5 separate regions of the Homo sapiens genome follow, and regions 1, 2, 4 and 5 are each linked to region 3. The links are chromatin loops, found by intact Hi-C in ENCODE. Cell type or tissue: endothelial cell of umbilical vein. All regions are shown on one strand. Links, peaks and the distances in the headings refer to the core of each region. The heading gives the core; the rest is flanking DNA. Region 1 overlaps KTN1 (kinectin 1). Region 2 overlaps LOC124903320 (a long non-coding RNA gene). Region 3 has its middle 5.1 kb from the start of TBPL2. Region 4 overlaps KTN1 (kinectin 1). Region 5 has its middle 6.7 kb from the start of LINC00520.

What was found. A loop is a pair of places that touch in the nucleus more often than their neighbours do. Peaks named below come from ENCODE experiments on the same cell type or tissue, not always from the same donor. Only the 100,000 strongest peaks of a DNase experiment are listed, where the experiment ranks them.
Region 1: a loop joins it to region 3, with 3 times the contacts of the local background. A loop is called at or near these places in 6 of 110 quality-filtered maps.
Region 2: it touches region 3 in a loop (4-fold over the local background); 2 of 110 quality-filtered maps call a loop at or near these places.
Region 4: it touches region 3 in a loop (3-fold over the local background); 14 of 110 quality-filtered maps call a loop at or near these places.
Region 5: it touches region 3 in a loop (2.5-fold over the local background); 2 of 110 quality-filtered maps call a loop at or near these places.

What each region holds. Positions count from the first base shown.
Region 1 is chr14:55,631,984-55,636,983 of GRCh38, forward strand. KTN1 (kinectin 1) reads left to right here. Exons shown (of 44, transcript NM_001079521.2): 8 at 1,252-1,358; 9 at 2,543-2,675; 10 at 4,466-4,553. Among named protein-coding and RNA genes, the nearest start is that of KTN1, 54 kb to the left of the region's middle. In endothelial cell of umbilical vein, for the core only: no CTCF peak of the experiment used is centred there; no DNase peak of the experiment used is centred there.
Region 2 is chr14:55,717,819-55,724,378 of GRCh38, forward strand. It overlaps LOC124903320 (a long non-coding RNA gene), which reads left to right. Exons shown (of 2, transcript XR_007064179.1): 2 at 3,605-3,917. Among named protein-coding and RNA genes, the nearest start is that of LINC00520, 76 kb to the right of the region's middle. In endothelial cell of umbilical vein, for the core only: no CTCF peak of the experiment used is centred there; a DNase peak (open chromatin) is centred at 3,693.
Region 3 is chr14:55,442,459-55,449,018 of GRCh38, forward strand. It overlaps a transcript of FBXO34 not described here. Among named protein-coding and RNA genes, the nearest start is that of TBPL2, 5.1 kb to the left of the region's middle. RefSeq lists enhancers at 3,798-3,887, 4,962-5,462, 5,227-6,426. In endothelial cell of umbilical vein, for the core only: a CTCF peak has its summit at 3,872 (motif pointing right); DNase peaks (open chromatin) are centred at 3,893 and 4,513; H3K27ac peaks cover 1,484 bases.
Region 4 is chr14:55,660,395-55,665,394 of GRCh38, forward strand. It overlaps KTN1 (kinectin 1), which reads left to right. Exons shown (of 44, transcript NM_001079521.2): 32 at 1,128-1,218; 33 at 3,561-3,647. Among named protein-coding and RNA genes, the nearest start is that of KTN1, 83 kb to the left of the region's middle. In endothelial cell of umbilical vein, for the core only: no CTCF peak of the experiment used is centred there; no DNase peak of the experiment used is centred there.
Region 5 is chr14:55,800,061-55,806,620 of GRCh38, forward strand. No RefSeq gene overlaps it. Among named protein-coding and RNA genes, the nearest start is that of LINC00520, 6.7 kb to the left of the region's middle. RefSeq lists an enhancer at 3,395-4,594. In endothelial cell of umbilical vein, for the core only: a CTCF peak has its summit at 3,133; a DNase peak (open chromatin) is centred at 3,221; H3K27ac peaks cover 660 bases.

The DNA.
Region 1 (5,000 bases), core at 1-5,000, 190 kb after region 3:
ATATTCTTTGCTGCTTTCAGAGTCCCAGTGTTTTCCTCTGAAATGCCACTAATAGCAAAAAAGAAGTGAATGATGCTGTTTTCATGTTCTTACCCTATCCACTGCTTTTAGCATTTGTTTAACTCATTCCTTCATCTTCTCATCCCCCAGCAATTTGAGTTAGTGAAGAACTGATTTTCCTAGCCTCAAGTGATCTTTTCTTCTTAATTCCTAATTCCTGTTAATTTGAAAATTAGGCAGATACTTGTAGCAGCATCTTTTGTTGAAGGTGAAAGGTATTTAAGTGATTCATCCTGTTTTACTTGATTACTTACAGAGGTCAGGATATAGATTCCATATGATAACTTCTGTGAAAAATAGAAATGTATACCTTAATTTCCCTTAATAAGCAACAGTTTCTTTTGAAAGAATTATTAATAAGATTATTTCATACAAAAACATGTTCTTATGAGAATATAAGAGTCAGTGTGCCTTTATCTTTAGATTCTTTAATCCAAAATTTAAAAATTAGAAGAAGAAAGTTAGAGTGGTGGTCGCCAGGGGCTGCAGGGAGAGGAATGGGAGTTATTCGTTAAAAGGTGTAGAAGGTGTTTTACACAATGAAGAGAGTTATGGAGAGATGAATGGTGGTCATGATTACACAGCATTATGGATATATTTAATACCAGTGAACTGTATACTTGAAAATGGTTAGAATGGTACGTTTTATGTTATATGTATTTTATAATGTAAAAACTTGGAAAAAAAATTAAGAGGTCAGAATATTTTAGCAAGCAGGTTTTTGTGTTATCTATATGATTATGGCCCAATTTGTAACTTAATATAAAGTGTACCAAACATATTTTCAGTTTTTAAACTTTGGCTTACTAAAGACTTTAAGAATATTGCTAATGTATAATTGACATAAGATCAGGACAAGCTTAATTTTGTATGAATCTATTCGGTAGGAAAGAAATCCTAAATCATATTTAGTTCTGAAACATCATCTCTAAGCATGTTTATCTTGTATTTCAAATATGATAGCAGCTAGCATCTACTTGTATTCTTGAATGTGGTGACAGTTTGTATTTGATTTGCATTCATCACTAACAAAATATAATTCTTTTAAATTTGTTTATATTTATTTGAGAAGAATGATTCAAACTTCATTCTATTGATGTTTTTTATATTCTCATTTTAATAAAGTTTATTTTAAAAGTTAGCTTTGACAGTCTTTGTTTTCTAAGTTTTATGTGTGTAAAATAATTTTAGTTTCAGCAAGTTCGTGAGCAGATGGAGGCAGAGATAGCTCACTTGAAGCAGGAAAATGGTATACTGAGAGATGCAGTCAGCAACACTACAAATCAACTGGAAAGCAAGTATGTTTCCAAATACCTTATTTTTTAATTGAATGGCAGAGTATTTTCTTGAATCATCAAAATATTAATAGCGTTTGATAGTAATTGGTTAGACTTTTGTGTTTTTACATTTGTTTCTAAAATGAGTTACTTTTAAAAACAATTCTCTTTTGCTTTGTGAAGAACTTCTTCAGTTATACATATGTAAACTATGTTATATTAATGTCATACTATTATATACTTATACAAATACATTAATATATATCATATATTACATATTTATATAAACATGTATGTGTATATTGTATATAAACTATGTAATAAATACTAGTACCACCAATGGAATGGTCTACAAGCTTATGAGTTTATAAGTTTTAAACCATCTGTCCCCTTTCACAGTAGCTCCCAAACTTCAGTGTTCTGAAGAACACCTGGCATTCTAATTAAAAGGTGTATTCTTGAGTCCTCCCCTTAAAAGATTATGATTCACTGACTCTGAGGTAGAGCCCAGGAGTCTACATATTAAGACACTTTCGGGCCGGGTGTGGTGGTTCATGCCTGTAATCCTGGCACTTTGGGAGGCCGAGGCAGGCGGATCACCTGAGGTCAGGAGTTCGAGACCAGCCTGGCCAACGTGGTGAAACCCCTGTCTCTACTAAAAATACAAAAATTAGCTGGGCTTGGTGGCACACACCTGTAATCTCAGCTACTCGGGAGACAGGAGAATCGCTTGAACCTGGGAGGTAGAGGTTGCAGTGAGCCCAGATTGTGCCACTGTACTCCAGCCTGGGTGACAGAGTCACACTCCGTCTCAAAAAAAAAAGACACTTTCCTTGTGATAGTGATTGGCTCTGAGGCCATACTTTGAGAAATAGTACCTTAGAGAGACTAGTAATACCGGTACACAGTACCCTGACTGGCTGATTTTTAATACGTTTTCAGAAGACCAGTTTGAAGGTGACACTATTTATGGTCATCCATTTTTCTTGATATTTTACAGTGATTTTAGAATTTGAATAACTCATTAGAATTATATAGGAATTATACAACTAAACTTTATTGTTAGTAGTCACTTGTGTTCTGTTTCAGTTGGGCTGTAAATGGAACTACTAGCTCAGCTCAGCAAAACTAACAAAGTATGTTTTGTTTATTTCTTATATATATTTGTAATAACGGAAGGCTCCTAATCCAGTTACTGTTTTCAGGCAGTCTGCAGAACTAAATAAACTACGCCAGGATTATGCTAGGTTGGTGAATGAGCTGACTGAGAAAACAGGAAAGCTACAGCAAGAGGAAGTCCAAAAGAAGAATGCTGAGCAAGCAGCTACTCAGTTGAAGGTGATATATTCTCACCTTTATTTGTCATTTCATGAATAATATAGGCGTATTAGTTCGTTTTCATACTGGTATGAAGAACTGCCCGAGACTGGGTAAATTTTTAAGGAAAGAGGTTTAATTGACTCACGGTTCAACATGGCTGGGGAGGCCTCAGGAAACTTACAATCATGGCAGAAGGTGAAGAAGCAGCAAAGCATCTTCTTCACGAAGCAGCAGGAAGGAGAAATGCCGAGCGAGGGGGAAGACTCCCTTATAAAACCATTAGATCTTGTGAGATCTCACTATTACAAGAACAGCATGGGGGAAACCATGCCTATGATTCAGTTACCTCCACGTGGTCTCTCCCTTGACACGTGGAGATTATGGGGATTACAATTCGAGATGAGGTTTGGGTGGGGACACAATGCCTAACCATATCAGTAGGTATTTAATTTGATGACTTAAATGTGTATATAGGTTTGAAAAATATAGTTTGAAGCTTAATGGGACCTGTAGTCTAAATGCTATGCCCTGATGAAAGAAAAAGAAGCATGTGCCCTATTGAAAGAATTGAATATAGGCTTGAATTTGAAGTTAAAGACCGTTTGAAGATATGGTAAATGATGTTAGCTGATTGACAGATATAAATTGTAGAATTTTATCATATATATGGGGGTTAGGGTCTACAGTATAGGGCAGAAATCATGTAGTTAAAAATTACCCTTAATACCACTTTATCACCCATAGCTTGGATTTTTCAGTAGGTCCAGCAGAACCTAGTTTTCTTTCAGCACTGGAATAGGTAGTTTTTCCTTTGCTTCAGCACAAGACTAAGTAGTGTTCCAGTGGCTTGCACTCGACCCATGATGTACAAAAAGTCACATACTGTATCTTTAGACGCCAGAGTGTCACTTGGTCCAGTGAGATGCTTATACTATGAAGAGATGCATGGCTTTGCTCAGGCTGACTGAGGGAGGAGCAGATTCATTTATCTCATTTTATATGCATTCTGAAGCATATGTACATTGAATAGAATGATGAGTATAATTCTCTATTCCTGCTTTTATTGAAGAGGAAATTTGTTGAAAGTATAGTTCAATTTGTGTAAGTTAAATGCTACCTCATTATAATAGATTCCTACCTAGGTCATTGATAGAATTGTACTTTGATACCAGTTCCAGAGTAGGAGTTAAAAAGGCTTCAAGAGTAATTGAGTATGGAAAATAGTGTTTTTCTTAAGTCTTGTTGGGAGATTGATATAAGTATCCTTTCTTTTATTTAATATTGATCTTGCTGGTGGGTTTACTACTGGCATAGATACGGAAGTCTGTTCTCTGTGGATATGGATAAATAAATGACATTAAAGATTATAGTCATGATTGGAGTGTTGTGTTATAAAAATACCTCAAAATAAGAATTTTTAGCTACTTAGATTTAGCAATAAAGACACCATCCTGTCCTTCGGAAGCTTATCAGCTAAAGGAAGGTTAGTGGGAAACAGGTTATTGCTAAGTGGATCAGATGTATATAGTAGTAGCTATCTTGATAGAAACTCAGCACAAATATTGAGTCTGAAATAATCTCCAAACTGTAAACCCTGTAATGTTGGAGGATAGGATGGCTATGGCTGATAAATAAATGGCTTTTAGACTGTGTGTATCTGCTTGTCTTATTGAAATGTAGGAGACTAGTTGCAATAAGCAGTTTTATGATACAACAGTAAAGGTAGAGGATGCTTTTTTTCCCTCTTTTTCAAAGTAGAAATTCTGTGTTTGTGCTAATTTATCCTTTCTCCCTTTTAAAATACCAAGGTTCAACTACAAGAAGCTGAGAGAAGGTGGGAAGAAGTTCAGAGCTACATCAGGAAGAGAACAGCGGAACATGAGGCAGCACAGCAAGGTAAGGGGAAGAAGTATTCATGTAAACTTTGTATATAATTTTGGGTAAAATTTCCTCTCTCTTCCATCTGTGAAGAAAGTATAATTTGGCATTTTGGTTATAGCTCAATAAAAATAGCTTTTATACTTTCAGAATATCTTTCTTTCTTTGACATTTGTTAGGGTTTTAAAATAAGTTACCTACTAGCTTTGCCTGAAGCATTAAAGTTGCAGGCAAAATTATAGTACATGATAGGTTAATGGGATCCTGGCTGTGTGTGTTTCTTTTCTGTAGTTATTCTCTTTGGTTCTTTGGTTAATTCTTTTTTTTTTTTCCCAAGAAAATACTCACTTCTTATTTTGAAGAGAAAAACAGAGCATTACCATCCCAGGTAGTTTACTTAAAACTGCCCATTTAATACATGCTAACGTTTACTCATTTACTCTTAATTTGATGGATCCATCTGGG
Region 2 (6,560 bases), core at 614-5,613, 280 kb after region 3:
AGTAAGGGCCCTGTCAGGCTGTTGAGGCACCCAGAGTTGCTGGTTCTTCCTGGAGTGCTGAATTAATATTCAGTGTAGAGAAAGAAAAATACCTTACTCTGGAAATTCAGGACATTTCCTTCCTTCCTTCCTTCCTTCCTTCCTTCCTTCCTTCCTTCCTTCCTTCCTTCCTTCCCTCCCCTTCCTTCTCTTTCTTTCTTTCTTTCTTTTTCTTTCTTTCTTTCTTTCTTTCTTCCTTCCTTCCTTCCTTCCTTCCTTCCTTCCTTCCTTCCTTTCTTTCTTTCCTTCTTTCTTTCCTTCCTTCCTTCCTTCCTTCCTTCCTTCCTTCCTTCTTTCTTTCTTTCTTTCTTTCTTTCTTTCTTTCTTTTCTTTCTCTCTTTCTTTCTCTCTTTCTTCTTTCTTTTAGATGGAGTCTTGCTCTGTCGCCCAGGCTGGAGTGCAGTGGAGTGATCTCAGCTCACTACAACCTCTGCCTCCTGGGTTCAAGCAATTCTGTCTCAGCCTCCCTGAGGGGTAGCTGGAACCACAGGTGCATGCCACCATGCCTGGCTAATTTTTGTATTTTTAGTAGAGATGCGGTTGCACCAGTTGGTCAGGCTGGTCTCAAACTCCTGACCTCAGGTGATCCACCTGCCTCAGCCTCCCAAAGTGCTGGGATTACAGGTGTGAGCCACCATGCCCAGCCAGGACATTTCTATACAAAAAGTTGCTTCTCTGTGCTGAGGCACACTAAATACAAATCTTACTTTTCTGACAAACTGGAGACCTTCTAGAACAATGATTTCCAAATTTTTTAAAGAATCAAACTCCTCCTCAAGTGATGTATTAGACAGATTGTGCAGCAGCCCTGGCTGTGGAGTGGGATAGATGCCCCACCCTTTTGGGCTTCTTTCCCTCTCCCTCCCTTGGCAGCCATCCATGCGCCCCTCCATTGAGCTGTGACTCTGCAGAACAGGGAGAAACTATGCTGGTGGAAAGTGTGAGCTGGTATGTCTAGGTATTTATTGACAAAATCATGATACTGCCAAAGACTATATATGTTGCTGGTTTGACAAAAGTATGTTTGTATATCTATGGCACAGGTGAGCTATGGCCTCTATAGAGAGCCATTTGACAGTTAGGTATAGTTCCTGCCTAGAGGGAAGTAACAACTTAGGTCCTGTAACAGGCACACAGATATGTGTATGGTGGTGGGTGCTGGGTATCTACGTTTCCAGGTCATTTCCACCATGACCTAGCCCAGATAAACATGAAGATATGAGGAAGGCTTCTTGGGAGCCACAAGTCTGCTTAGGGACCAAACAGGAGAGATTCTTCCATCATTTTTGAATCAACATTCCGTGACAGTCAAAAAGCCATAGGGTTCCCCTCTGGGTTTCCTTAATCCTATGTTGGTTCAGTGAAGCTCATCTATTCCAGTTGACTTGAAGGTCATTGATAACAAATTGATGATTTGGTGACTGTTACATAACTGTTTCGATTATGAATTTTGATTGACCTCTGCCTCCCCCACAAGTTATCAGCACCCATGTTTCCTATCCCCATTGCTGGCGGGTACCATGAACCATTCACTACTTGTGCTTGGGCTGAGTCTTTCTCAACAAGCACAGCCTAGGAAGCAAGAACAGCAGGTGGAATTGTGTGCTCTGAAGGCTGTTGACTGACAAGGCCCGGTATGTGGTATTAACCTACCCTGGCCAGCTCCTGTTACCTCTGCAGCCCACAACCAGCAATAGTGACCATTCTCTGTGATCACAGAAATTGTTCATTGCAGTCCATTTTGTCATGTGAAAGAAAAAATGGGCTTTGTCTCATAAATTACATCCCATTAAATTCCAAGTATTTCTGAGAATTCAGGAAGAGGAACAGAGTAAGTTCTGTTTGTTCATGACTGAATAATTGCTAATTGGTTATTCATTTTAAAACACACAGAGAATTACATTTAATGCTGTTGTCTTCATCTGGAAAGAGATTTGTTTTGTTTGATAGAGCATAAGCTGTGACATCTTGGGGAAGTACAAATGACTTGGTCCTACCTGAAATTCACAGATTTGAAATTTTACAATTTCCTTTAGGTGAGAAATCAAATAATAGGTACTAAATTACCTTTCTAATTTATTGGTCCCATAACATTGCAAAAGTACCTCTCAGGCCTGATGGAGCCCTCCTGTTCCATCCACGGGGACTTTTTTCTCTCCCTGAAGACGGGCAGGAGTTCCTTCTCTTTCCTCCACCCTATGACACTTCCTAAAAACACTCTGTTCCATAAACTGTCTTTCTTGGTTTATTAAAAAAAAAAATCGGTGGTACAATGAGGTTCAATATGCAGAATCTGGCATGCGTAGCTTGTGTTGAAGGGCTGACACAGTTGAAATAATGAATTTCATTTATAAAAGGAATGCAGTTGACTACTAATAGTTTGAGTTTTCTTCAATTAGTGATGATGAATTTCCCATTCACTCATTCAGTAAATATCAGTTGATCATATTCTCTATGTTCCAATCTTACCCTATCCTTCTGATCTTTCTTTATCTGCTCAAGAACTTTCCTGCTGTTTAATTATCTGCTGCTAGGGAGATGGTGAGTGTAATCATGGATGAGAATAAAACAATATGAATGAACCTCTGGTTCTTAGCACAGTCCTTTAACCTATAGAGCAATTGTATTAGCCATCATTTCCTTTTTCTGGTAAGTGAGATTTCAAAATAATAACTGTATATTATAGCCATCCTGAGGAGTTTAAGAACATGGCCTCCAAAATACAATATCCTGAGATTGAATCCTAACTCTGCCACTTACTGTACAGGAGACCTTGGGCAAGACACTTCACCTCAGGGTGTCTCAGTTCTCTCACCTGCGAAATGGGATAATAATGTAACCCACCTTTTAGGGTTAGTGTGAGGATTAAATGAGATAATCCTAAAAAGTTCATAAAATAGGAAGTGGCACAGGGTAAATTCTCAGTAAATGTGAGCCATAATTATAATTGTAATCATTTTTTGATCTCTTTAATTTTTCTTAGTTATCATAGAAAATACAGCTGTGAAGAGTGATCATTGCATATAAATAATGACAATAACCTTTGGACTTACCTGATTCTTGTCTAAAAGCCTGCTGTGAAAGATGTTGTCCTGGGGCATAGTATACTGTTCTTCCTTCTCTCCCACATGCGGGAAAGGAAGCGCATAGCAATGAGATGGTAGATTACAGTGGAAGTCAGGAGACACAAAGTTGGGTGTTACACCTTCTTGATTATGGAACAACTCTGGGTGAATTCTTCAGTTACTTGCAGGTTACCTTTTCCTACATACAAAATTAAACTGTCAGAAACTACAGTTTGTGGCAGTGAGAGCCTTGAGACATGTACGTATCGTGGCTTATTATATATTTTCAAGAATTTTGTGTATAATGTGGTGCAAGTGAGCAAAAGCACACATCCTTGTGAGCCCACTGGGTTCCATGGAAGTCTTTTCTTTAACATGTTAAAAAAAACCCCAAAATACTGTCATTTATTGAGCCTCTAGTATGTGGTTCTATATATTTATTATCTCATTTATCCTTCAGGGCAATTTGATGACTAACTTGTATTGTTCTCATTTTTCAGATAAGGAATCTGAGCCTCCAAGAGTTGTAGTGACATGTTCAAGCCACATGGTTAGTGAGAAGCAGAGAAAGGACCTAAGGTCAGAGCAATCTTAAGCAGGTCCTCTGTGGTCATGGTTAGTGTGGTTTGCTTCCAGGCCAGACCATTTCCTTGCTGATGCAAGATTCTCCAGAGCTCTCCTTTTCCCCCGGGAAGTGGTGATTGGCTGCTCCATCAGCCTGTGTCCTTGAGTGACTGTGCTGGGCAGAATGCCCTGCCAGCCTGAGAGGGACCTGTGGTGTAGAACATGAAATAAAAACCTTTGTGGTTTTCAGTTATTGAGATCTGGGGGTTCTTTGTTACTGCACCATAACCTGGCAGATCTTAAACACAAAATCTTAATGATCTGTACACAGATTGAATACTTGGTGCCCATTTCAAACATTTTTAGAATAGGAAGGAAAACCCAGAATCCAAGAAAGCAAAGTCTTGAATTCTAAATTCTCGTGTCTTTATTGACAGTTTGGTAAAACAAGCAAACAAACAAAAACACACATTAAAAAAAAACAAAAACAAAAATTAGTCTTAAGGAGTTGTCTTTCAACCATGCAAATAATCATAAGAATCGTTGTCTTAGTTTTCACAGCTTATCAGAGGACTCTTCACCTTCATTTCTCTTGGTACTGTATCTATGTGGCCTGAGGAGGAATCATGGCTATAACGTGGTTTCTGCCTGTGCAAGCAGATTGAATTTATTTCTGTCTGAGCCCATCCCTATCTGTCATCCAATTATCATCAATAAATATTTAAATGTCAGGCCAGCAGCCCCAGAAGGGAGCCCTGGGTATTAGGCCTTTGCGAGTCCCAGCTGATCGTTATTAATTCAATGAATGTAGTTGTAAATTGGCTAAGAATACACAATGGAAGCGATTACAAGTGCTCTTGTCAGTGTGGGCTCATTCCATTGAAAGATGGTTCAGATTTGCTTTTGCCTCATTCCAAGGAAATATGAGATGCAATTTGCTTCAAACTAAATGCTCGCTTAGTTTCTTGCCCAAATGTTAAACAAGAATAAGGCAGGTTGGAAGGACCATCTCTGGAATGTATTGTTCTGAATGACTTAGAGGTTTGCAGGGCCACTTTTTGAGCTAATGTAAATTGGCAGGAAAATGCTTTCCATTGAGATGAATTATGTGCTCAGGGTTACCTGTTTTTTTATCTGAGTTAGAGAAGTCAGAGTAGATAAAAATGAAATGACCCATTATCAAATAATCAATGAAAAAGCTACACTCCTGCAATGTTTCTGGATCAATATACAAGTTACCTTTCAGATAGATGAATTGTCCTTGTGTTGTTCAGAGCAGAACAAAGCCCGCCTCCAGCCAGTCTCCCCAAATGCACTCTGTGTGAAAACATAAAGCATTAAACCATCAGGGACAAAAAAGTGGGGTGCTGTCCACATGGCAGCCCTTCCCAAACGGTGCTCAATGAGACTATTCTTGGGAATGTGTTTGGTACACACGGATCTGAGGCACAGCTGTTGCAGGTTAAGGGCGAGGTGTAGAAGAGGTTCTGGGGACACAGCATGTTCATTCCCCAAGGGCAGGAGCATCAATCAGCAAGAACTTCCCGAAAGATATATTTCACATGATCTATCAAAATTTAAATTGCTCTACACTTTGTCCTAGCAATCCAATTTTAAGAATTCATCCTGCAAATTGTAGCTACACATGTATGCCAAGATCTTTGTGAGAGGATGTTTCTTGTTTGTGATGGTAAAAACATAATCACAAGTTGAAAATGTCCATCACAATGGGAATGGTTAGGTAAACTGTAATATATCAACACTGTCAAGTACTATCAGCTGTTAAAAGGTAGATATGTATATGCTAACATGTGATCTTGGGAACTTATTTAATCTCTCATGAATAACTCATGACTCCCACCGCCTTCTTCCATTCTAAGACCATTCCATGTCTTATTCAGCCCTGAATATTCAATATCTAACATAGGGCCTGACTCCATAATGCTAATTACATTTGATTAAATATTTGCTAAAAAAATTGAGGGTGCTGACAGAGATCCCCCTTGCCTTATGTTTTACTTATCCAATTTGTAAAATAGGGATAATAATAGTATTTAATAAGTATTAGCTGAGTGACAGATAAAATGAAAGGGGTGTGTGTGTGTGTGTGTGCATGTACGTATATATACAATGTTTTATTTTTGGAGAGACTAAACTCTAGAAAAGTAAGTGAAAAACTCATAGACAGAGCTAAGCAAAGAATCCCAAGATCCTCACCTGGGAGTGTGAGATGGGAAGATGAAAGAGGAGGAAAAGTAGCCTGTCCTGCACGTGCAGACTACTGTGTGCAGAGCTATCTGTTATATGCTTTTCACAGTTGTTTCATTTAAAACTCACCATCATTTGAAGTATTATCATTCCCATTTACAGATGAGAAAAATAAAGCTCAGAAAACTTACCCAAGATCACTCAGTTGAAGTAGCAGAACTACGCTTCCAATCTAGGTCTAGTGTTAAAGCCCATGGCTCCCACCACTTCCTTCCATTCTGAGACCACATTTTACTCATCCCTGAGTATTCAATGTCTAGCATAGGGCCTGACTCCATAATACTTCTTACATTTGATTAAATATTTGCTAAAAAAAATTGAGGATGCTGAGTGAGATCCCCTTTGCTTTCTGTTCCTTAACACGTGTGTCAGTGCTCCCTTCCCCAAACAACCTAGATTTTCTTGAATGTTTAAGGTCTTTTTTTGTATGTATCTTACCCACCTGTATCAGTCAGCATAGCCTAAGTTACACTGCAGTGGCAAACAACTCTAAGCGTGTCAGTGAATTACTCCTTTGTTAATGTACCTCACGGACTGACTGCCAGTCTGCTCCATTGAGATGAATTATGTGCTCAGGGTTACCTGGTTTTCATTTTGGGACCCAGGCGGAAGAAGCAGCTCCTT
Region 3 (6,560 bases), core at 859-5,858:
GCAAGAATTTTGATAACTAATTTTAATGTCTCTGTACCAAGCTTATCTGCTCAGTAAAACTGGATGGATGAAGGAAACTGACCTTAGAACGTAGCATAGGAAGCACATTATAGTAGAGACAGCTCATTCTAAGAATCAAATCACAACAAGTCTTACAGAATTTCTAATTAAGAATAAAGGAAACATTTTGATGAGATTGGAATTTCATATAATTGCTTACGATGGTATTTAATTTAAAGGTTTGTGTTGAGATAACCTACACATTTTTTTAGCACAGTACCTGCCTAGTAGCTCAAATATTAGCTCTTAATTTTGTTATTAGACTGTTATAGACTGAATTGTTTCCCCCCAAAATTTATATGTTGAAGCCCTGATTTGATCTGACTGTTGTCCTCACAAGAAGATGAAATCTGGACACACAGAGACACCAGGGATGTTCACACAGAGAAGGCCAGGTGAGGATGCAGTGAGAAGGCAGCCATCTGCGAATGAAAGAGAGCGGCCTCAAGAGAAACCAGCCCTGCTGACACCTTGATCTTGGACTTCCAGCCTCCAGAACTGTAAGAAAATAAATTTCTGTTGTTTAAGCCACCACAGACTGTAGTATTTTGTTGTGGCAGCCCTACCAGTCTTACACATAGACTTATAAAGTCTCTCATCATATGTGGTAGGCAGAACGGTGAGATGCCCCCTAAATTCCTATCCCTAGTATATACACACCTTCTCCCAGTTATTCAAATACCAATCTAAGTGCTGCTATGCCGCACTTTACAGATGTAATTAAGGTCCCAAATCATTTGACTTTGAGAAAGAGTATCCAGGCTTTTCTTCGGTAAGCCTAACCTAATCAGGTGAGCCTTTAGAAGGAACTGGCTCTTCTTTGGGAGAGAGAGTCAAAATCTGAGAAGGATTTGCCATGAGGGAGATTTTTCATTGCTGGCTTTGAAGATAAATGGGGCCAAATATTGGAAAGAATGTGGGCAGAGCATGGTGGCTCACTCCTGTAATCCCAGCACTTTGGGAGGCCAAGGCAGTAGGATTGCTTGAGTCCAGGAGTTTGAGACCAGCATGGGCAACATAGTGAGACCTCATCTCTACAAAAAATTTTTAAAAAATTAGCCAGATGTGGTGGCATGCACCTGTAGTCCTAGCTACCTGGGAGGCTGAGGCAGGAGGATCACTTGAGCCCAGGAGGTTAAGGTTGCAGTGAAACATGATTGCGCCACTGTACTCTAGCCTGGGCAACAGAGTGAGACTTTGTCTCAAAAAATAATAATAATATTTAAAGTAATAATTAAAAAAATAAAAATCATATTGGAAGGAATGTGGGTACCTCAAGGAGCTTAGAGTGGCCCACATTTGACAGCCAGCAAGGAAATGGGGACCTCAGTCCTATGACTGCCATCAATCATGAATTGGCTTGAAAGTGGATTCTTCCCAGAGCTTCCAGAAAGGAGTTTAGCATGGCCAATACGTTGGTTTTAGCTTTGTAAAGATCCTGAACAAAGAAGCTGGCTATGCTATACTCAGATGTCTTAGAACTGCGAGCTTGTAAGTTGGCGTTTAATTGCTAAATTTGTGGTAATTTGTTACTTTACAAGAGAAAACAAATACATCAAAATTATAATAAGTAGAGACACAAATTTGCAGTGATGTGCCATGCAAATAATAGAGGAATAAAATGGTAATAAGCTCATTTGGGTAAAAGGTGTACCAACGTTCCTTATTTTTATTCCTGTAACTTTTTGTAAGTTTGAGATTGTTTCCAGGTAAAATGTTTCAAAATATAATATTAGTGATTGTTTTGTGAGTGTTTTAGTTGTTTGAGATTTATACAAGATCTTGTTTTTTTTTAAATTATTTTTTGAGATAGGGTCTTGCACTGTCACTCAGGCGGGGAGTGCAGTGGTGCGATCTCAGCTCACTGCAGTCTCTGCCTCCCGGGTCCAAGCAATTTTCCCGTCTTAGCCTCTGGAGTAGCTGGGATTACAGGCTCGTGCTACCTCGCCCAGCTAACTTTTGCACTTTTTTTTTTAAGTATAGATGGGGTTTCACCATGTTGGCCAGGCTGGTCTCAAACTCCTGACCTCAGGTGATCTGTCTGCCTCGGCCTCCCAAAGTGTTGAGATTACAGGTGTGAGCCACTGCGCCCAGCCCAAAATCTTAAGCTATTCTTTTCTGGGAATCAAAGATTGCTATGGTTTGATTGACTAACAGTTAATTGCTAGCATTTATTCAGCTCTTACTATGTACCACACGCTATTCTAAGTGTTTCACATATATGAACTCATTTAAATGTCTCGAAGACCTGGTGAGATAAATACTCTTTTTGTCCCCACGTTACAGTTGAGGATACTGAGGCACAGAGAGGTTGAGTAACTCGTCCCAGAGTGTCTGACTATGGAGTCATTTGCTATGTATTGTCCCTTACCAAAGGCTTACATAGACCATTTCAAATTAGTTTGTTTTCTTTTGAACTGTGGTGGTTATCTGTTTTGATTCTGACTTTTTTTTTTTTTTGGCTTCAGAATTTATAATATTTTATACTTTGGCAAAAAAAGAAGAAAACCGAAAAACTACTATATCCAATTCATTCTTTTCTTTCTCAATTTACTGTTGTAAAGATTAAATGCCTTAAATAGAAGCATATGTTAACTTTTTTTTTTTTTTTGATATAAGGTCTCACTCTGTTGCTCATGCTGGAGTGCAGTGGCACAATCACAGTTCACTGCAGCTTTGACATCCCAGGCTCAGGTGATCCTCCCCGCTCAGCCTCCCAAGTAGTTGGGCCTCTAGGCTTGCGCCACCACACCCAGCTAATTTTTTGTATTTTTTTGTAGAGATGGGGTTTTGCCTTGTTGCTCAGGCTGGTCTTGAATTTCTGGGCTCAAGCAATCCACCTGCCTTGGCCTCCCAAAGTGCTGGGATTATAGACGTGAGTCACTGTGCTGTGGCCATACGTAAACTTTTACTAAGCACTTTGCAAGTATGAAGTATTGTTATTAGAATCTTTAAAAGAATAATGTTAAGACAGGAGTGCATATTCATGGTCATGAAGAGTCTTGAACAGAGGTCAATTCTATGGAAAATATGGCTTTTACTCGTATTTTAAGAGGACCTGTCCCTCCTCACAGAAAAAAAAAAAAAAATATATATATATATATATATATATATATATATATATATACACACACATATATACATATAATATATATTTGAGACACTCCAGGCTGGAGTGCAGTGGTGTGGTCATGGCTCACTGCAGCCTCAACCTCCCAGGCTCAAGTAATCCTCCCACCTCAGCCTCCTAAGTATTAGTTATGACTGCAGGTGTGTACCACACACCTGTCTACAGGTGAAAACTCCCATCTCTACACAAAATTTTAAAAAATTAGCTGGAAATTAAAACAAAAATTTTTGTAGAGCTGAGGGTCTTGCTATGTTGCCCTGGCTAGTCTTGAACTTCTGGGCTCAAGCAATCCCCCCCCAACCTTGGCCTCCCAAAGTGCTGGGATTATAGGCGTGAGCCACAATGCCTGGCCTCTTCATAGACAATTTAAAAATGAACCTACATTCTACATTAAATATAATTTATATGTAACAATTTAAGAGTTGAATTGCTTATGATTAGTTGATATTTTATAGACATTTAATCAAATTCACTAATTTCAGTTTTGGAATAGAAAAAAATGTTTGGAGTCAACAGACTTTCTTAGCTCTCAAACAATTTTACTGTCCCTTGAAAAGCTCCTAAGCCCTGGGCACTGAACCTCAACCTCTCAAATGCAGTCACGTCACCACTGGGGCCTGGGATTCTCTGGCAAGAATAATGAAGATGGAAATTCAGTGTTGGAGGGATGTTGAGAAACATTGTTCACTAGGGGGCGCACTTTCATCTCCATGAGGGGAATACCTTCTGGTTTGGGGAGAAAACAAACAGCTTTGAGGGGAGAGAGGAAAAAAAAAAGGGGGGGGAGCATGCATTCCCTAAATGTTAAAGAAAAAAAGGGTAGCTACTTCTCCATGGCAGAAGACCAGAGGGTACTTCCAAAAATAAATAAGATTAGTTACTGTATCAGTCAATGTGAATATATGTGCTATTTTATACAAGGAGGTCCTATTTATAGGAGCTAAACGGAAAGTGCTTGTAGAGTAATCCACATTCACACTATCTTGATGGTTGTTAAATGTGAGGGGCAATTTCGCTGCCCAGGAAAAAACGGAAAAGAATTTGCATAAATGAGATTAGGTTTCTAGAAGCCATGTTGGGAGAGAACTTTTTTTTAATGGTGGCAATATTTGCTAAATGCAGCCTTCTCTTTCTTTTAGAAGCCATGGACATTGGGTGTGATTGATCTCTACATGGAGCTGTCAGTTTCCAGACAGTGATTTTATACACAAGAATAGGGAGGTGGATTTGAGCACTGCACAGAGGCCTTTTCTAGATCAAAATTCAATGAATTCTTGTCCTTTCAGTAATCGTTTGAAATAAAAACCCACAGTAATTCTTCCTCCCCCTTTTTGGTGGAGGTGGAGCATGAACTTCAGCATCTGGGAAGGAGCCTGTGTAATGGCTTAGTCAGGAGCTGCTGAAGCACAACACAGATAACCTTGATCTCCATAGTCTTTGCTCACCAACCCCAGTCCACTGAAAATCTTGAATCATAATGGTGCAGCTTTCCTTCTCAGGCAGTGCTATACACTGGCCATAAAGAAGACTTGCTGTGTTTAAAGTTTCTCAGGAAAATGGCTTAATTTCACGTAATATTAAAGACAAGAATTAAAATTTCACAAGTTTCTTTTTCTCCCTTGACTGATCCCTATTATTTTCTTTCTGTGTGAACATATTCCATCACAGCGTTTCTACAATAAATAATGCATTCTTTTAGAAAGCATATTATAACTGGGAAGTGTTATTTATAAGCATCGTTTTGGCAGTTGTTTCATGGAAACAGAACCAATCAATCAGCACTGATTCTGGGCAGGAGAGAGTTGCTTTACCATTTTCCACGCTGAGCACATCAGGGATGTCTGATCCCAGACAGTAGCTACCTGTCTCCTGCCACGCACAGCAAAACAGGGAGATTAGGTTTTACCGTATTTGCTTGGGAAAATATGGATGAAGATTTCAGCTTCTGTCTGCTCTGAACTCCACTTTTTTTTTTTTTTTTTTGAGACAGGGCCTCACTCTGTCGCCCAGGCTGGAGTGGAGTGGCACGATCTTGGCTCACTGCAACCTTTGCCTGCTGGGTTCAAGCAATTCTCCTGCCTCAGCCTCCTGAGTAGCTGGGATTATAGGTGCACACCACCACACCCAGCTAATTTGTTTGTATTTTTAGTAGAGACGGGGTTTCACCACTTTGGTCAGGCTGGTCTCGAACGCCTGAACTCAGGTGATCCGCCTGCCTCGGCCTCCCAAAGTGCCATGCCTGGCCTGAACTCCACTTTGTGTGCACCTGACTAGGAATGGATTTTTGTATGTGTTTGTACTTGTACTAACAATGAAAATCTTCTATATACATCTACTAGGTACCCATAAAAATTAAAAATCTTCTAGAAGACTTCGGTCTGAACCACGTATCTAGAGCACTGGCCTTCTAGAAGGCAGCTTTATAAAATAGCTCATGGGATTATGTAGGGGAAGATTATGGTGTGTGTAGAGAATTACCAGAGCCACCACTAAAGGCTTCCACAGCTCCTGTGAGGTCCTGGAGAAGCAGCAACCTTTGGGAGGAGGCCGGAGGCAGAAGTGAGTCAGCACACCTACCCAGTTCCTGAGAAGAGGCTCCCTAGGGCCACTGAGTCACTCTTCCCTTAAGCCTGGGAGTCAGCCCCTCCCCTATCCCCTTTTTTTCACTTCTATTTCAGAACCACATCAGTGCTAAGAGGTACAGTGTACAGTGGGAATAATAAAATATAATTACCATGATGACAAATCAGCAAATGATGCTGTTTATGAAAGGAATTCTTTGGATATGCTGTACTTGGAAACACCAGACTGGCAACTCTCCAAGTTGTCCTGCTTGTAAATCAAAGGGAAAACTGTTGGCAGGGAGTTTTGACCAAGACTTTTCACTTCGGGGAAGACCTGAGTACTTTCCTGCTGGTTGAATGTTGCATAGAGGAGTCACTCTTCACGACATTTCCAAACATGTCCCTGTATTGACTATCTCAAGATGACTTAGCTGTCATTCCCTCCTTCTCCCTGATATGTTCGCTCGTCCATGATTCTGTGCGAGATACTTTTTAGAATCCATGAAGGCTGCAAAGATGACTATCTTTAAGGAACTTACAATATAGTAGGGACAATATATGATAATAAAGATAAGGATAATAATAGCACATATGGATGATTTGCTATGTCTGGCTAGTGTTCTAAGTCCGTTAAAACTTCTTTTTATCAAAATAATGCTATAGGCTGGGCACAGTGGCTCACGCCTGTAATCCCAGAACATTGAGAGGCCGAGGTGGGCCGATCACCTGAGGTCAGGAGTTCAAGACCAGCTTGGCCAACATAGTGAAACCCTGTGTCTACTAAAAATACAAAAATTAGCCTGGCA
Region 4 (5,000 bases), core at 1-5,000, 220 kb after region 3:
TTTTTTTTTTTTTTTTACTGATACCTTTTTCTTGTTGGCCTGTAATTTTCTCTGTGAGGCTACATTTAAGGTCATTTCACATAAGTTAGTGTGTTTCAACATGTTAAAATGTCAACCACATTAAGTATATTAATAGATGATGTAAGTGATCTATCATTGGGAATATTGTTAATTTTTTTTCTTTTAATCTAAATGTTTTTCCATCTTGGTTGGTTTACAGAGTTGCTTGTGTACTAGGTTAGAATTATTGACTATTAAATCGAGTCTTGAGTTTGACTATATAGAGAAAAGGTTGGCAAATATTTTCTGTAAAGGCCCTGATAGCATTTTAGGCCTGTGGGACCCATAGGTCTGTTTTATACATGTGTATATATATGTGTATATGTGTGTACATGTATAAATAAAACAACACTTTAAAAATGTAAAAACAGCTCTTAGTTTGAGGACCTACAAAAACAGACTGTGGAGTGGGCCCATAGCCCTAGTTTGCCAGCCTCTTATATGGACACTGATTCTCAGGGAAGAGCTATTTGTTATTTAACTTTCTACTCCAGCCACTCTCAACTATAACAGAATCAAATTATGAATCTTTGCCATTGCCTTCTGCGTTTCTGGGAAACAGTAGCAGAAAAAAACATGAATGTTGAGATTGGTATGAAAATGGCAGGAAAACACTGAGCTCATTTTAATATTATACTTTTGTTGTGGGTTAGCCATTTAAAGTTATAACTGATTCATTGCCCTCTGGAAAAAAAAATATATTTAAGGGACTGCTTCTACATCAGTTTTAACTCCTCTAAAAATAGCTACTGTGTACTGACCCAGGTAAAACTATAAATAGCTACAACAGTTCATATCTTCATAATATGTTTCTTAGGGGATGAGATTTCTCTTTAGCACAAGCCTGAGCATACCATATTAGGCATAAAAACTTATATTAGAAATCATTTCTGAAATTCATAGGATGGGCTTTGTATGGTCAACAGTAGGTAGACTCTTTAATGTACTTTTCAAGGTGCTATCTCTTGATATTTTTATTTTGTAATAGCAAATGTTGATAGGTAGGGATCTAAGTTGTATTACTGTTTACCTAAAATCTTGCTACATGTATTCATGTTCTGGTTTAGAATTTCAGAAAGAGAGAAAGAAATAAGTGGTCTCTGGAATGAGTTAGATTCTTTGAAGGATGCAGTTGAACACCAGAGGAAGAAAAACAATGTAAGTAGATCTTTATCAGAATGAAGCTTTTCTTTTTATTACTTTAACACTGAAATATGGTTCAGGAATTTTTTTTAAATCTACTTTTACTTTAGATTTCTTAATCTTTGTAAGAAAGTACTATTTTCTGTGTGTAGTTTTTTCGGGGGGCGGGGCATTATTGGAGAACAGTTTTTTTTAAATAAGTGAAAAGATGAATTCTTATTCTTATAAATATTTAAATGTTGAAGCTATAATTATTATACCTTTAGTTATTTTAAAAAGCTAAAAATGCAATTGACTTTTTGTTGAACTTTTATTTGGAAAAACATGTTTTTCAGCTTGGTATTTTAAAATCAAAGATATTTCCTCTTAGATTGGGCTGGCCTTTTTGTAAACTAAAAGTAATGCCAGTATTCAAACCCAGTATACTCAGTAATGGGGTCTTTTGAAAGCCTTCTGGAACCTCCTCCTGCCCTTTTTTTTTTTTTTTTTTTAAGACAGGGTCTCGCTCTGTTGCCCAGGCTGGAGGTGGCTTGAACTTGGCTCACTGCAAACTCGGCCTCCTGGGTTCAGGCGATTCTCCTGCCTCACCCTCCTGAGTAGCTGGAACTACAGGCGTGCACCACCATACTCAGCTAATGTTTTTTGTATTTTTAGTAGAGGTGGGGTTTTACCATGTAGGCCAGGCTGGTCTCGAACTCCTGATCTCAAGTGATCCACCTGCCTCGGCCTCGCAAAGTGCTGGGATTATAGGTGTGAGCCACGGCACCTGGCCAGAACCTCCCATTTTTAACTGAGAGGTGGTTCAAATTTTGGTAATTAAGTGTGTTAGAGGCTTTAGAACCTGACTACATTTATACTAGAAAGGGAAGGGATAGTGCTTTCAGAAATATGAACCCTAATAACTTACTGAATAGACAAACAATTTAGTGGAATTTCTTAACTTTTCTCATACCAGAGGGCAACACCTGTAAGTAGAGTCCAAGCATTCTTGCTAGAGAAGAAATTTTTGTACACTGTAGTGTGATTGCTAAGACTTGAGCAAGGATAAAATGTTACTGAAATCTAAGGGAGTATTGCTAGTAAATGGATGTGTGTTTTCTGTTTTTCAAAGTTTGTGTTAAATTGTTAATTTAACAAGTTGACATTTTCTTGTACCCCTGAGTTTGTCAAAATTAGGTACATGAATTGCCACTTCTGTGTTGGTATAACAGTACTAACAGCATTGCTTAGCCACAAAACTTGAGGTGAACTTGCCGATATACTGCTAACATCTTAACTGTGTTTTATTATTGGACTTCTGAGATAAGGAGGGCATGGTAATGCAGCAGCAGCAGCAGCGCTGGAGACATTGAACCCGTGTGAAAAGAGCCAGGACACTGGAGGCCAGCAGATAGCAGTGTCAGTCTTTCCTTCTAGTTTTGCCACTTCGTTTTCTGTGTATACTTGGCTCAGTTTCCTAACTTACTTGAGCTGTGGTTTCCCTATCTATAGAATGGGAATAAATACCTCATGGGGTTGTTGTAACGGTGAGAATTTGTGAACTGCCAAGTACAGTGGTTGGCATATATTAAGTAATAAATGGTGATTATTGGCTTTTTATTTTTCGTTGTTGGTTTTTATCTGTTTAGATTTCTCATTCTGAAAAAAAAGACTGAAATATAGCAGATTATATTTGTGAATGAAATGCTGTTAAAATCCAGATCTCTCAATTTTTAATAACCTCTTTCGCCTCCAAGAGAATCTATTTTATAGCCTTCCAGCCTTCCCCTTTGCTTTGATCAACTAGCTCATACAATTCATGTAAGGTTGTTTTGTGGCATGAATGTTTGGCCATGCCAAGAAAGACATAGGACACAGTGGGTTACTATGGGATTCCTAGGTAGATTTGAAACATGTTAATTGTATTAAACCATAGAGAAAAAACGTTACACTGCAGTGGAAAGTCCTATGAGTGTTATTGGGCCTCGTTTAAACATCACATGAAAAGCTTTTTATAATACTTCTATATTTGCTCTGTCTTTAATCTTCTAATGTTCAATGTACCTGAAATCATGTATGTATTCTTGGTTTGTGTCTTTACTTTTGAATGCTTTCTTCTTTGTCACATGTGCATAGTAATTATTTTAAAAGCTGGCCTATTTGATATATATACTAAAACATGGAAAGTGGGCGTCTTTATTTTCTCATTCAAACTTCTAAACATTGCTTTTTATTTTTTTGCTAATATGCATATTTTCCCATTGAAATAATTTTGCAGTAACCAGCATTTAAATGCAGTGCAAAATACTGATGAAGTAAAAAAGCAAAAATCTTTCAATAATGGATAAACTGAAATCATTCTTTCTAAAAATGATTAGGACCTTCGGGAGAAAAACTGGGAAGCAATGGAAGCATTGGCATCAACTGAAAAAATGCTGCAGGACAAAGTGAACAAGACTTCCAAGGTTGTAATGCTAACTCCTAGAAACAATCCACTGAACAGAGAAAATCTGCAGCTTGTCTTAAAATCAGACTAAAGCATTTACTTTTACTGCAATTTAAATATAAAATCTCCTTATCCATATTTATCATCTCTATCATCTCTGCTTTTTTCATCTACTCCTTGAAGCTTTAATTTTGGGCATGCTGATTTGTTGTGATTACCTGATTGTTTGGGCTTTGTTGAGCACAACTTTAAGCTGAAGAGTCTCAGAAGACCGATGTTAACCTCTTGTCAGACAATATGCGCCTTTTGGGTTGGTTAAGATAACTTTCATGAAAACTTTGAACCAAAGAAATCTAGGTGAATTAACAAACACATTTGAATATGTAGGATGTGCCATAAACTACGTGTTTTGGAGGGCACACCAAGATGTCTCAGATAAGGTAGAGAAATGATCAAAGTCTTAAATACAGGAAAGGCATCAACTTTGGGTGTGTTGCTTGGAATGGTTCCTTAGAGGTGGTGGACTGAAACTTCATGTATTACTGGCTAGCAATGACACATGGCATGTTTAGATGAAATATTACTATCAAGGGATAATTCTCTTGACCAGAGTATGTAAAGTACTCCTGAAATATATAGCCCCCTCTGTCTTCAGAACAATGGAGGACATTCTCCTTGAGCTCAAGTTGTACCATTGGGTGTGAAGATTTCTAATGAATTGTAATAGAGAAGTTGTTTTTAAAGATTGAGAAAATTGAATCTGCCAGTCCAGTTAAGTATTTTGAAAATTCCTGTCAAGTGTAAATGTGAAACAGGGGTATTGAATTTTGCAGACAGGTAAAAGAAAGAACCTACATGATTAATTTTAGCACTATGAAAATATTTTGTGTGCCATGGTACTCTATTGAATCTTTAATATAAGTCTTAGTGACACCTGAAGGAATGTTTAAGCATAAAATAGTTCTGTAAATTTTTTTTTTTTTTAGCAAGTATACGTTTGTAGTTACATTTCCTGTAGCTTAGTGGATTTGTATTTAACTATATCCCTATTTATCTAGCCATAATTTTCAGTAAAGGTTAAATTCGAGATAGCTGAGAGGTATATTGGGACCAGAGAGTAGGAAAATCTAGGTCAGATAGGACATTTCATTATTATTTCACTGGGAGTAGTTGCAATTGTACAGTCATTTCTGTCAGCGATGAGGGTTTTAGTGTGGTTTCTGGTTGTTTATATTACTTTGTTTTTGATGGTTAAGAGCCACCTTTTTGGTTTTATTTTTTTAGTGGGACTGGGTATGTGGGTGCTAATCACACCATTCCTACAAGAAGTTACATGCTACTTGCCATAGGCATTTTTGCATTTTATGATTCT
Region 5 (6,560 bases), core at 702-5,701, 360 kb after region 3:
GGGACAAATAAAGTTTCATCCTTTACCCCCAACTAAAGTCACTTGCTAAGGATTCAAACCTATTCCATTTCTTTTCATGCCCAGAGATTTCTAGATTTATTTCCTCAGACTCAAGCCTGGAAGACAATGAACAGTAGATTAACATATTGAAAACTGATGTTTTGGCCAGAGAAAATATCTGTTCCTCAGTGTTTTGCATATGTAGGGGCACAGTGATCCACTTCATTTGTTCTCCTCATACAGAAAAGCAGACAGTTAATTTAGCTTATGGCAATCAGTGTAGATGTCAGGCAAGTGACCGGGCAAGACTGTGGTGCTGATTGCAACAAACAATGGGAGAGAAGGGCCCGGCCATGGCTTTGAAACTGCCTTTGCAAAATTATGATGGTGAGAGAAATCTGACATGGCTCATTCCATCTTGTTTCTAGCCTTACAGGGTGGTTGTCTTTGCTCATTCCTGGGTGTGGGCCAAGCTGACTTTGGGAGAAATTTATAGTTTAAATGATAATAGCCCTTCCACAGAACTAAACTGTTCTTGTAAAACTAATGAAAGGGCCACCAAGTTAGGGGGATGAAAAGGGCTAGAATTACCAGCCATTATCCTGCAGCTCATAAGATTTGCAACTTCCCCAATTACTCTTGCAGATAACATCACTATTGTAGAACCTAGGACTGGCCTTTTGAGATGTCTTTTCAGGTTTTTGCATTTCTAACAATGGGACGGCCCCACCTGGACCTGCCAACCAGTCCTGTGGCCCCCACCCAGGAACTGACTCAGCCACAATAGGACAGCTTCAGTTCTTATGATTTCCTCTCTGACCCAGCCAATCAGCATGCCCCCTACCCTAGCCCCTTGCACACCAAATTATCTTTGAAAAAAACCCTAACCTATGAGCACTTGGGGAGATTGATTTGAGTAATAACTGTCTCCTCATGTCAATTGAACTCTTTCTTTACTGCAATGCCATGGTCTTGGTAAGTTGATTTTGTTTGTGCAGCAGGCAGGAAGAACCCATCGGGTGGTTATAGCTTGCTTAGGTGAGCACTGTGCAGAGGAGCATGAGTCATCAGCTATCCCCAAGATATTCACAGCTCTGTTCAAATGTGAAGATTGGCAACTTCATACTTTTCTTTTGATGATGTTCCAAAAGCCATTTGGTGGGCTTTAATATTTGTGCCCAAGATAGTCATTCAGATGAAACCTCCTTTGCAAAAATTGTAACAGTGAGAAAATTAAGACAGTGAAAGAGACCTGACCTAACTGACTCCATCTTGCCTTTAAACTCCAAGCTGCCTTTGTTTATTCCCGGGGTAGGCCAAGCTAACTTTGAAAGGAATTTAGTTTATAGTTTAACTTTGAAACAAAGATGATAACAGCCTCTCCCCAAACAAACTCTCTCCTTGCTTGGTGTATTAGTCTGTTTTCACAATGCTATAAAGATACTACCTGAGACTGGGTAATTTATAAAGGAAAGCAGTTTAATTGACTCACAGTTCTGCATGGCTGGAGAGGCCTCAGGAAACTTACAATCATGGCAAAAGGGGAAAGCAGGCATGTCTTACATGGCGGCAGGTGGGAGAGTGAAAAGCCCAGGGGAAACTGCAATTTATAAAACCATGAGATCTTGTGAGAACTCCCTGTCATGAGAACAGCAAAGAGGAAACCACCCCCATGATCCAATTACCTCCCACCAGGTCTCTCCCTCAACACCTGGGGATTACAATACAAGATGAGATTTGGGTGGGGACTCGAAGCCTAACCATATCACTTGGAGACCAGGTTGCCTTTGTAAAACCAACAATTAGTGACAAGATTAGAGATTATGGTTCAGGAGTCTTGTAGCTACAGGCCACAAGATCACTAATCACCCCAGTTGCTCCTATAGATGGCATCACTATCATAAAGATTGGTGTTTGAGATATTTTTCAGACTCTGTATTCTGATGGATCAGCTGGTGCCACCCAGACCAGTAAACTGGCTCATCTCATGGTCCCCACCTGGGAACAAACTCAGTGCAAGAGGACAGCTTTGACTCCCTGTGATTCCATCCCTGACCTGACCAATCAGTATTCCCCATTCCCTAGGCCCCTGCCTGCCAAACTATCTTTTAAAAATCCTAGCCTCTAAATTTTCATGGAGGCTGAATAAAACTGCAATCTTCTGTTCAGCCAGCTCTGTATGAATTAAACTCTTTCTCTTTAGCAATTCCCCTGTCTTGATAAATTCACTCTGTCTAATCAGAAGCAAGATGAACCCATCAAGCTGTTACACAGCCTTCCACAAAAGACAATGGATTAATGCTACCAACTATTTCCAGGCAGCTCAGCCAGTGAGGGCTAAAAACATTGAAGATTTCTGTGTTGAAAATCCCCTCTTCCTATCTCACTCTCTATTGCCTCTCTGTAGCTTCTTTTTCCTTTTATTGTTGTCCTTGATATTTCACCAATGTGAACTTGGTAGGGAGTATGGCCCTCAGATGACAAACCAGATCCCAGACATTAGACCCTCCTAGAGTTAACACTGACCAGAGGTGTCTAATTGCCAGGATGGGGATATGCCTTGGAGCCAATTTTCTTCTACATGATTGGGGTGAGAAATTGAATGGCTCCCACAGGGCTCTAGGAATGTGGGTTTGGCTGCAAGAACTCCAAGTAGCCTGATATTATGGAGTCTTCACTGAACAAATGCATTTTCTGCACTAGTCAGGATGAAAAAATATCGATTCTTATGCAGACAAACAAGATCGAAATATTCAATTGTGTTTATTTTCTCTGAGTGACAATCCATCTATCTTTTAGTATTTCCCTTACTAGGAAAGTTTAATGTGGAAAAATACTAGAGCTCATTCAGGAACGGCAAATAGATAACATTTCACATGTGATCTCTAATAGATTGGTTGTGCCTGTCTGGAGAGTTATGCTAAGCAGAATTCTGACACTGCATCTACTTTTTGCATGAAAAACAGTCACAGTTGATTAGTAATGTCTGCCCTGGGTGCAGGAGTCAGAGCAGTAGACATGTTTACCACATTCACTCATTCATTCAGTCACCAAATATTGAGTGCCTATATTGCATGCAAGGGACTCTTCTAGGGGCTATGGCACAGTTGTAGTTGCTGAGGTTCTGTTCTAGGTAGAGGGCAGTGTTCTAAAAGCTGACTGTATTTACTATTCCTAAGTGACTCATCAATTTACAAGTCTTGATAGGTCAAATGATTCATCCAAGGCCACAAAATCAGTAAGAGTCAACAGGAACACAGGACTCTGACTTCCTTGTTGTCTACCTTGTGACCCTCTCACCATCACCTGGGTGAACTGTTTATCAGCAATTTTTATTCTAAAGCTGTAGTTGCAGAAAACTTCTTGACCTACTCCCATCTTTTTGTTCAATGGTGGACCTTCAATGTGGGCTGTAGCCTGGGAATAAGGAGACGTTTCTTCCTTCTTGGAACCTTCCATGCAGAATCACCTGCCGTTTTCAAGAATGTAACAGAGGCAGCAAAGCATGTGGAAAATTCCTCTTTGTTGGCAAAGACCAATGTGACATTTAGTTGAATGAGGATATTATTGAAAGGCCCTATAGGGGTTAACAGTGCCTGCGGGGAGTGGGAGCTTCATGGATCAAGGTATCACATGGTAGTTGGGTGAGTTTTTCCATGTCTGAATTCCAGGAAATTTTCCCTGATATGGTTCTGTTGTTCAAAGTAAGCCTGTTCTGCCCAGGGCTTTTGAAAGTAGGCGTGTCTAGATGGGTGGTGGAAGGGCACCTGGGGGGAGAGATTATATTTTCTCAGTAGAATCCAGTTTATTCCACCAGTTCCTGAGCTCCCCACTGCACACCCATACTTTGGGGAAGGGTGTGTGTGCCTCCCTGCTGGGCTTTTCATCTGAACTTCAAAGCACTGCAAAACAGACTACTCTGTCTCTTTTCCTGCCTGGTCTCCATGGAAAAATGGTGAGATCTGACCTCCTCCCAGTGTCTGAACTTCCTACTCAAAGCTTTGGAGGCCCTGGATTAAGATTCCAGGAAGGGCAAAACCCAAGCCACAAGTGGGGAAGGCTTTGTTTCATGCACATGAATCATTCTTTCAAAGAAATCATGAAGAGGCTCATTTATGTAACTGTGTCTATTTAAGGATTTTTCGAGAGGGTTTCTAGGAAGTTAACAAAAATCTGAGATATTCTAAAACACCTCTACCCATGGGGCACTGTTCTAACAAGCTCACTATCTGTCATTAGATGTAGCAGGAGTTGTTGGCGCCCGGCCCAAGTCCCCTTAGTCTATGGTGGACATCATTCATAGACAGCTCCTGTACAGGCACAATGGCTTCCTCGGCTCCCTGGATGAGAATATTCTCTGGCTGTGCTTCCTGGGAACAGACTTGAAGTGCTGGGGAATCAATACTCCAGGAGCCTCGCTCAGCCAATAAGGGACACAGTGATCAATTCTGAGATGTGTGCTGCACAGTCCCTAAGAGGGTCCCAGTAGGACTGAGTCCTGGCTGTCTGCAATTGCAAGTTTCTCATTTATACTCCTTAATTGGCTCGCTTCCCTTCCCTATCTCAACTTCCAGCTCAGTCATTGTGCATTCTGGTCACCTCCACAGAAACACTTGCACCTAAATCCTGGTCTCAGGGTTGGTTTATGGAGGAACCTAAACTAAGACCTGACAAACCTCTATGTCTTCTGCAGGGCCAAGCTGCCAAGAACTTCTTGAGGTCTGCAGTCTTCTCCTCTCTCTCTTGTTAGGTAGATGGATGTTTGCCCAGCCGGGATTTACCTTTTCCAGGGCAGGAGGCATCACAATGTGGACAAAGTAAGATCCACAACTTGATGGAGATACCAGACTGACCCAGAGAGACTGCATCATTACTAAGCCCAGCACCTGCCTGGGTGGTAATAAAGAGGGAGAGCTCAGTGTCAGTGGCCGTGAGATGACCCCCACCTGGTCATTGACACACCAGGTGGTGAGTGTGGATCAGCGTTTAAGAACATCCACATGATCCTGATGGGGGGCTAAAAGCAACTGGCTGGTTTGGGAAGACGAGTAGCTGGCAGTGCCCACTCTGTTGGGGACTGTGGGCAGAGGGAAGGTATGATCAAGAGATAGTCTCTGCTCTAGAGGAGCACAGGGTCTCTTTTCCTTGTGAAAATCAGTCTCTTTATTCCCTTTGAGTAGCTACATAAACCATCTCCTAGTGAATGCCAAATCCTCAGGCAAAATGGCCTTGTGTGCCTGGTGCAGGACATATTAACCATGTCATGGGTTTGAATCCATATTGGACCATGGTTACAACCAAAGCCAACTGACCTTCCTCCTCTTCCTGTCATAGCTGAGGTTGAATCATGTGACTTATCGGACATCTTTGTCTGCCCTACTTTTAGGTGACACAGCTAGGAAGAACAGTCACTCGTCCCCAGCCCAGCTGGAGGGCTGAGCCACGTGTCTATAGAGTATCAGTGACCTTCAGCCCCTGCTGCTTGTAACAAGTGTAGGGCCAGGTTCAGTTGTGTGGTATTGGCAGGGAAGGGGGAGAAGGAAAAGGGGGAAAGAAATAACCCTTTTGAAAGGAGTAGTCCTTATTTGAGAAATAGGAGGCATTCATTTTTGGTGCATTTCTTTCTTCCACACTTCCCTGTGGTGCCTTCAAAGGCCTGGCCTTGCCCGTGCTCTGGGCTCCTCTCCACTCCTTCAGGACCAGCTAAGCTGGAAACTAGTGAGCACTGGGAGGTGACCAAGTGCAAATGGGTTAACATGTTGCTAATGATAATAGCTAATACTTGTTGAGCGCTCACTTTGTATAGGCACTCTGCTAAGGACGGCACAAGAATTACTTTGTCTAATTATCTCAACAATCCCAGGAATTAGGCACTATAATTAGTTCTATTTTTAAGATAAGAAGCTGAGACACAAATGTTAACTTTCCCAAGATCACACTAGTAAGGAGTCGGGCCAGTATGTTTTTAACAAATGTTAATTCGGTACCTTCTATGTGGTATGAACCCCAAATATCAGAGAGAGGTCTCAGTTAATTTAGGAAGTTTATTTTGCCAAAGGACGCATGCCCATGACACAGCCTCAGGAGGTCCTAATGACATGTGCTCAAGGTGGTTGGGGCACAGCTTGGTTTTATACATTTTAGGGAGATGTAAGACATCAATCGATATATGTAAGAAGTACATTGGTTCTGTCCAGAAAGGTGAGACAACTCAAAGCGGGGAGGGGGCTTCCAGGACATAGGTAGGTAAGAGACAAATGGTTGCATTCTTTTGAGGTTCTGATTAGCCTCTTGAAAGGAGGCAGTCAGATTTGCATTTATCTTGGTGAGAAGAGGAATGACTTTGAGTTCTGTCTGTCCTTTGTACACAAGGAAATTCCTTGTGAGGAAGGTATGTAGGTTTTTTTAAAAAATTATTTTATTTTGTTTTATTTTATTATTATTTTTTAATTTAGTAGCTTTTTCAGGAACAGAATGTGAGGTAGGTTTGCCCTAAGCAGTTCCCAGCTTGACTTTTCCCTTTGGCTTAGTGGTTTTGGAATCCCAAGATTTATTGTCCT